2 separate regions of the Homo sapiens genome follow, and region 2 is linked to region 1. A link is a loop called in an ENCODE intact Hi-C map of the cell type or tissue named here. Cell type or tissue: heart left ventricle. All regions are shown on one strand. Links, peaks and the distances in the headings refer to the core of each region. The heading gives the core; the rest is flanking DNA.

Region 1 (2,914 bases), core at 205-2,704:
AGAGGTTTTCCCAAAGTTGATAACAATCCTGAAAATTCACGTGGCATTACCAGTGACAAATTGTGAGACTGAAAGAAACCTTTCCAAACCGTGAATAATAAAGTACAAAATTTGATCAGCTTGTTAGAAGATAGACGGAATTATCTTTGTATTCCCTCTATAAAGTCATATTGAAAAATTATAGTCATTTAAAGAGATGATCAAAGAGTTTGCAGTTTGGTAAAAGATAGACTGAATTATCTTTGTATTCTCTCTATAAAAATGATATTGAAAAATTATAGTCATTTAAAGAGATGATCAGAGAGTTGGTAGCCAAAAAAAATGTAGGAAGAAAAGTATTACGGATGTGTCAGACAGTTATTTTAGATTTTGTGGTGCCTGTAGAATTTGTCAGCTTTTTAAAATGTGTAATTTGTTGTGACTTCATTCTTTCTCAATAAAATTATACTTTCGAATGTAATTTTGCATTTGGGATTTTGAATTCTTTTCTTTTTCTTCAAGAGGGCCTTCTAAATTGTGAAAGCTTCTGGCCCCACAACACTGGTCTGCCCTTATGTTCCCCCCAGTTCCTACAGAGAGCTCCCGGTCACAGCACTCTTTGGCCTGTGGCTGCCAGCACAGACTTTGGCCATGAGGGCGGGGTCTGGGGTGGCACTGACAAGGCACCCATCCTGAGCCAGTGGGGGATGCAGGTCTGGCAGACCTCACACATCTTTAGAGACCACCTGCCTCTCATTCTACAAGGGGCAAAACTTTTGTCACACTGCCTCAGAGGGCCCAAACCTTCCCACCAACCGTCTTGTCAGGGCCTGGCTGGGCCCTGCCAGCCCCCCTGCGTTTCCTTTTAATAAAATTTAATGTTTTCATTTTCAAAGACCTAGAAAATCCAAACACTTTTTAAAAGCCCCGAGGAACTATAAAAATTAATAGCACAGGGATAATTTCTTTTTCAGTGGCGACTCAATTAAACCTGCCAAAGTCAGACAGTGTGATTTAAATGCACCGCTTGCAGAGGGACCAGAGCAGAGCAGGCAAACATGGAATGAAACAATAATATTTACCAATTACCCTCTTGGTTGTTTCCCACCCAGCCCCTTCCCCCCAGGGAGAATTTTTTCCTTCCCTCCCTCCTCTCCGGGGGCCAGAGCTCAGCATCCCTAATTGTTTTCTCCTTGAATGATCATATTGCTATCAACAAGTGACTGAACTTCTTCTCTGCTCAGAGTAATGGAAAAATACCACCCAGGCCGGCTGCCCGGGCCAACAAGCCACATGGACTTGTTGTGGGGCTAAGATCAACTTTGAAAACAGAAGAATGGCTCCAAGTTCAATCCAGCCAGACACTCCAGCCAGACAAGACATCTAACATTCCATGCTTAGTCCTGCCCCAGGACACTTGCTCCTGCTGTCCCCCTGCCAGGAATGCCCTCTCTCCTATTCATTGAACACTTACTACTGAGCACCTAAAGCTTGTATTTTCTTCAAGACCCCTATCAAGATCAAGTTCCTTTAGGAAAGCTTTCCTGATAAGACCCATATCCATGTAGATTTCACTCTTACTTGGTCTACCTTCAGCTCTTCTCTATCAGGTCAACTGACATTATCTTTTAATTACGTATAGACTGGGCACTGTCCTAGAGCTTTTAACTTGTAGATTCACAACATGCTTATCTGTTCTGCTAGACTGTAAGCTCCTTAAAGGGAGGAACTCTTCTGAATGCATCTCTTAGAATGATTCAGTGTATTTAGTTTGGTGTTGTGCACCCGATGGAGGTGTACTAATTGCATTTGAACTGGAACGGGGAGTCTCAACATTTTCTCTACAACAGGAGAGAGAACTGGGTGCCTCAGGAAATAGGCACAGGAATTTCAATGCAGCATTGTTTGCTTAAAAAAAATATATACCTGAGCTAAATGTCCATCCATGAAGGCATGGATAAAGAAATTAGGGAATATGATGACTTGCCATAGAGCAGTTAAATAAAGAAAATGGAGTCAAATCATCAATCTATATAGATCCCCAAATAGAAATGTTGAGTGAAAAAGACAAGTTGCAGAATAATGTTAAGATACAATTATGTAAATTCAGTGCCATATCGACAAATACTATATAGTGTTTTAGAGATCCATATGAATATATCCATTTGAGAACACACGGATGAAAAAGAAATATGTACAATTCATAATAGGGTTGTTGCTGGAGAGGGAGGGAGGGGAGTGGGAGTGGGACCTAAGAGTTTTTAATTCCTTCTGAATATTTTTCATTTTTATTAAAAAATATGAAGCAAATAAGAGAAGGTTAACATTCACTATTTCTGCTTGGTGAGTACATAGGTGTTTGTGAAGTAGAGTCAGGCATGATAGCCACCCAACGGGCTGCCCCTCCTCCTGGCATAAGACTGGACACCCTTTCCCAGCCTCATTTGCAGTGAGCTGCAGCCAGGCCAGGAACGTGGCCTCTGGAACACCTGGCCTGGGTTCCGCAGCCCTAGCAGCAGACAAACTGCTTGTTTTGCTGTCACTCTCTTGCAGAGAGCTTCCCCAGACTAAGTGGGACTATAGGGAACAGGAAGAGGGAAGCATGACCACTGAGCAAAGTCCCAAGGCCTTCTTCTGCCCACAGGATGGATTTTCAGCTGGCTCCCCGACAGGCACGTTGCCTTCATTCACCCTCCTACCCAGAATGTCCTCCCTACAGCTGTTATGGCACATACTCAACCATAAGACTCTTCTGCCTGGTCCAGGCCACTGTGGCTGGTGACAGTGGCCTCCCGTGGCTCATCCCTCACTCCTCATATCCTCCCTCCAGTCCTCAGAAATCTTATCTCTACTGCTTATTTTGTCTTTCACCACACAGTATCCTGTGCTGTTGCTTATATCTTGGTGACAGGGACAATGCCTTATCTTTGTATCT
Region 2 (2,914 bases), core at 199-2,698, 55 kb after region 1:
AGAAGATTGGGTGACCCATCTAAAGGACACTGGCCATTCTGCAGAAACATCTTGTAGAAAGTTGAGCACCCATTAGTAGGCTGGCAAGCAAAGAAAAGATGAAGGCTGTATTAGTCTGTTTTCACACTGACGATAAAGACATACCTGAGACTGGGCAATTTACATAACAAAGAGGTTTAATGGAGTTACAGTTCCACATGGCTAAGGAAGCCTCACGATCATGGCAGAAGGTGAAAGGCACATGTCACATGGCGGTAGACAAGAGAAGAGAGCTTGTGTAGGGAAACTCCCCTTTTTAAAATCATCAGATCTCATGAGACTTATTCACTATCACAAGAACAGCATGGGAAAGACCTGCTCTCATGATTTAATGATCTCCCACTGGGTTCCGTCCCACAACACATGGGAATTCAAGATGAGATTTGGATGGGGATACAATCAAACCGTATCAAAGGCCCTGCCCTCTTCCAAATACTAATAGAGGAAGAGAAGAGTCACAGCAAGAACCCAAGTGAAGACTAGCCTGTAAACAAGTCAACACAGGAAGACTCAGGAGGTCAGCCCCAGCTAGAACATGAGATCTACGCAGAACAATTTTTCAGAGTTCTGAGATGCCTCTGTTGAGCATGTTGGATGATGATGTTTCTAAGTATTCCAGTCTTTCTTACCTTTGAGATAAGCAGAGTACATGGAATCTATTTTAAGCTTGCATTATAGGATTGGAGTGGTACCTGGCAGGCTCTTGTTTGTTCAGGGATATTTGCCCCATTGCCAGATGGCCCCAGATTGCCATGTTTTTCTAGTTGGTTCTTCTTACCTTTTCTCACAGTTCCTATTTATTCCTGTTGTATGTTTCTGCTTCCTTATTTTACTTTGCAGTAAGCAAAGAGAGTCTGATGGGACTCACATGAGGGAGAGTTACAGGGACACTCTCACCATTCTTGTCAACTGGCCAATTTTATTCATTTCTCAAGTAGCTTAAAAGTCCCTTCTTCCAGGAAGATGTCCGCTCCCCAAACGGCAGCAGAAGCTCCTCTGCATTTTTCTGCCTAAGATACCTACCTCCCTGAACACAGTTACATGCTCAATAGGCTGCCTCCACCATCAGATTGTATGCCCACTGAGGACAGAGTCTGTGTCCCCACAGATTCTTTAGTGCCCAGGACTGCAGGGTGACAGTGAGTGTTCAATCCATATTTATTTAATGTGGATGTGTGTGACCTGAGGGTCAGCCTGGTCTCTCCCATGGAGGAAAGCACTTCCCTCAATGCTAGACCCTGGTTATGGGGCAGAGCTTACCAAAGACTGATTTCTGGGTGAAGCATGACATGGTGCTCCTGTGGTCCTCTCTGCTCCAGCCTGCCTTGTTTCCTCCTTGTCACTCTCTCATCTGACCTCTGCGCATTGACTTCTCTGCCGGTCATCAATGCTCTCCCAACTCCTCCTCTTTGGCAACCTGCCCTTGAGTTCAGAGACCACCTCCCCTAGGACCTTCCCTGACTCTACTTGAACCCTCCCCTCCTAGGGTCTGTAGTGCTCATTTCAGTGTGCCTCTCACAGTGGGGACCCGGGGTTATGATGTCATCACCTTGTGTAGTTATAATCTCCCTTTCTTACACAAAAAAGACAACACTGGAGCTGTAGGGATTCGTAGACCTTGTCCTGTCCATCTCCTTCAATGTACAGGAAAGGACAGTGAAGACAGGGAGCTCAAGTGACCTCCTCCAGGGTATATAGCTGGTGAGTGGTGATATCCCCTTGAGGAGGGGGTAAGTCAGGTTCCCCTCAGGGGAGGAAAGTCAGGTCCTCTCACTTTACGTCTGGGCAGATTCCAGTTCCCCTTCATTCCTAGGATTTTGTACACCATGGTACCCTAGCCCAGGGCTTGAATATCAGTTTCTTAGGACTGCTGTGACAAATTACCAATAAACTCGGTACTTCAGCATAAGAGAAATTCATTCTTTCACAGTTCTGAAGCTAGAAATCCACAACTAAGGTGTTGGCAGGGCCATGCTCCCTGTGGAGGCACTAGAGAAAAAATTTTCTGGCCACTTCTGACTTCTGGTGGCTCCTGGCATTCCTTGGCTTGTGGTGGCATCACTCCAATTTCTGCCTGTCTTCACATGCCCTTTGTTTCTCTCTCTCATGTCTTTTTCTGTCTCTTCCATTATTGGATTTTTGGGTCCGCCCTATCTAGGATTATATCATTTGGAGAGCCTTAACTTGTCTGCAAAAAACTCTTATTCCAAATAAATTCACATTCCAAGGTTCTGTGTAGAACTATTTTTTTGATGGGGCACGATTCAACCCACTACAGCTCGGAATTCAGCAAACACCCAGTTGCCACTGGATTACTGACAGATAGTGGCTCTGCTGGTGTGTGATCAGGCTAACTGGACAACTAGAAGAAGGCTCTGTGGAGGTGGTTGGGTTTGATGGGGAGAAGAAGGTTGGGTTTTCTAAGTGAGGATAAAGTGAAGGGCAGGTCTCAAAGGCTAGTGGGAGCAGGACTCCTGAGAGACTTGAGGACGGGGCCTCAGTTAGTGTGTGAGTCAGAGCTGGGAGGGGTACAGGACTGGACCTGACACCTTCAAGGTCCCCCTGCAGCCTCAAAGCTGGCTGCAGCCTTGAAGCTGGAAGCAGAATCTCCTGCTGGGAGGCTAGCAGACACTTTGCAGTAAGCAGGAAGCGGTGAGCCTCCCTCCCTCAGAACATCTTTTTCAAGAAGGTGCTTCTCTGAAGTTTTCAGCTTGGCCCTTCCTCCCCACCCTAGTTCTGCGGAGAGAAATCCACATCAGAATGGACAGGGTGAAGGCAAGTGGCCCCGTCACACATCCCAGTCAGCTACTTGAGAAGAAGATGAGAGAGGAGGCAAGGCTAGGCTTTGTGAAACGTGTAGGCGGGTCTGTACACA

Evidence for each region. Peaks named below come from ENCODE experiments on the same cell type or tissue, not always from the same donor. Only the 100,000 strongest peaks of a DNase experiment are listed, where the experiment ranks them.
Region 2: a loop joins it to region 1, with 3 times the contacts of the local background. A loop is called at or near these places in 2 of 110 quality-filtered maps.

The regions. Positions count from the first base shown.
Region 1 is chr18:45,560,984-45,563,897 of GRCh38, reverse strand. It overlaps a transcript of SLC14A2 not described here. Among named protein-coding and RNA genes, the nearest start is that of SLC14A2, 53 kb to the left of the region's middle. In heart left ventricle, for the core only: no CTCF peak of the experiment used is centred there; a DNase peak (open chromatin) is centred at 1,247; H3K27ac peaks cover 1,938 bases.
Region 2 is chr18:45,505,800-45,508,713 of GRCh38, reverse strand. It overlaps a transcript of SLC14A2 not described here and a transcript of SLC14A2-AS1 not described here. Among named protein-coding and RNA genes, the nearest start is that of SLC14A2-AS1, 3.1 kb to the right of the region's middle. In heart left ventricle, for the core only: no CTCF peak of the experiment used is centred there; no DNase peak of the experiment used is centred there; H3K27ac peaks cover 431 bases.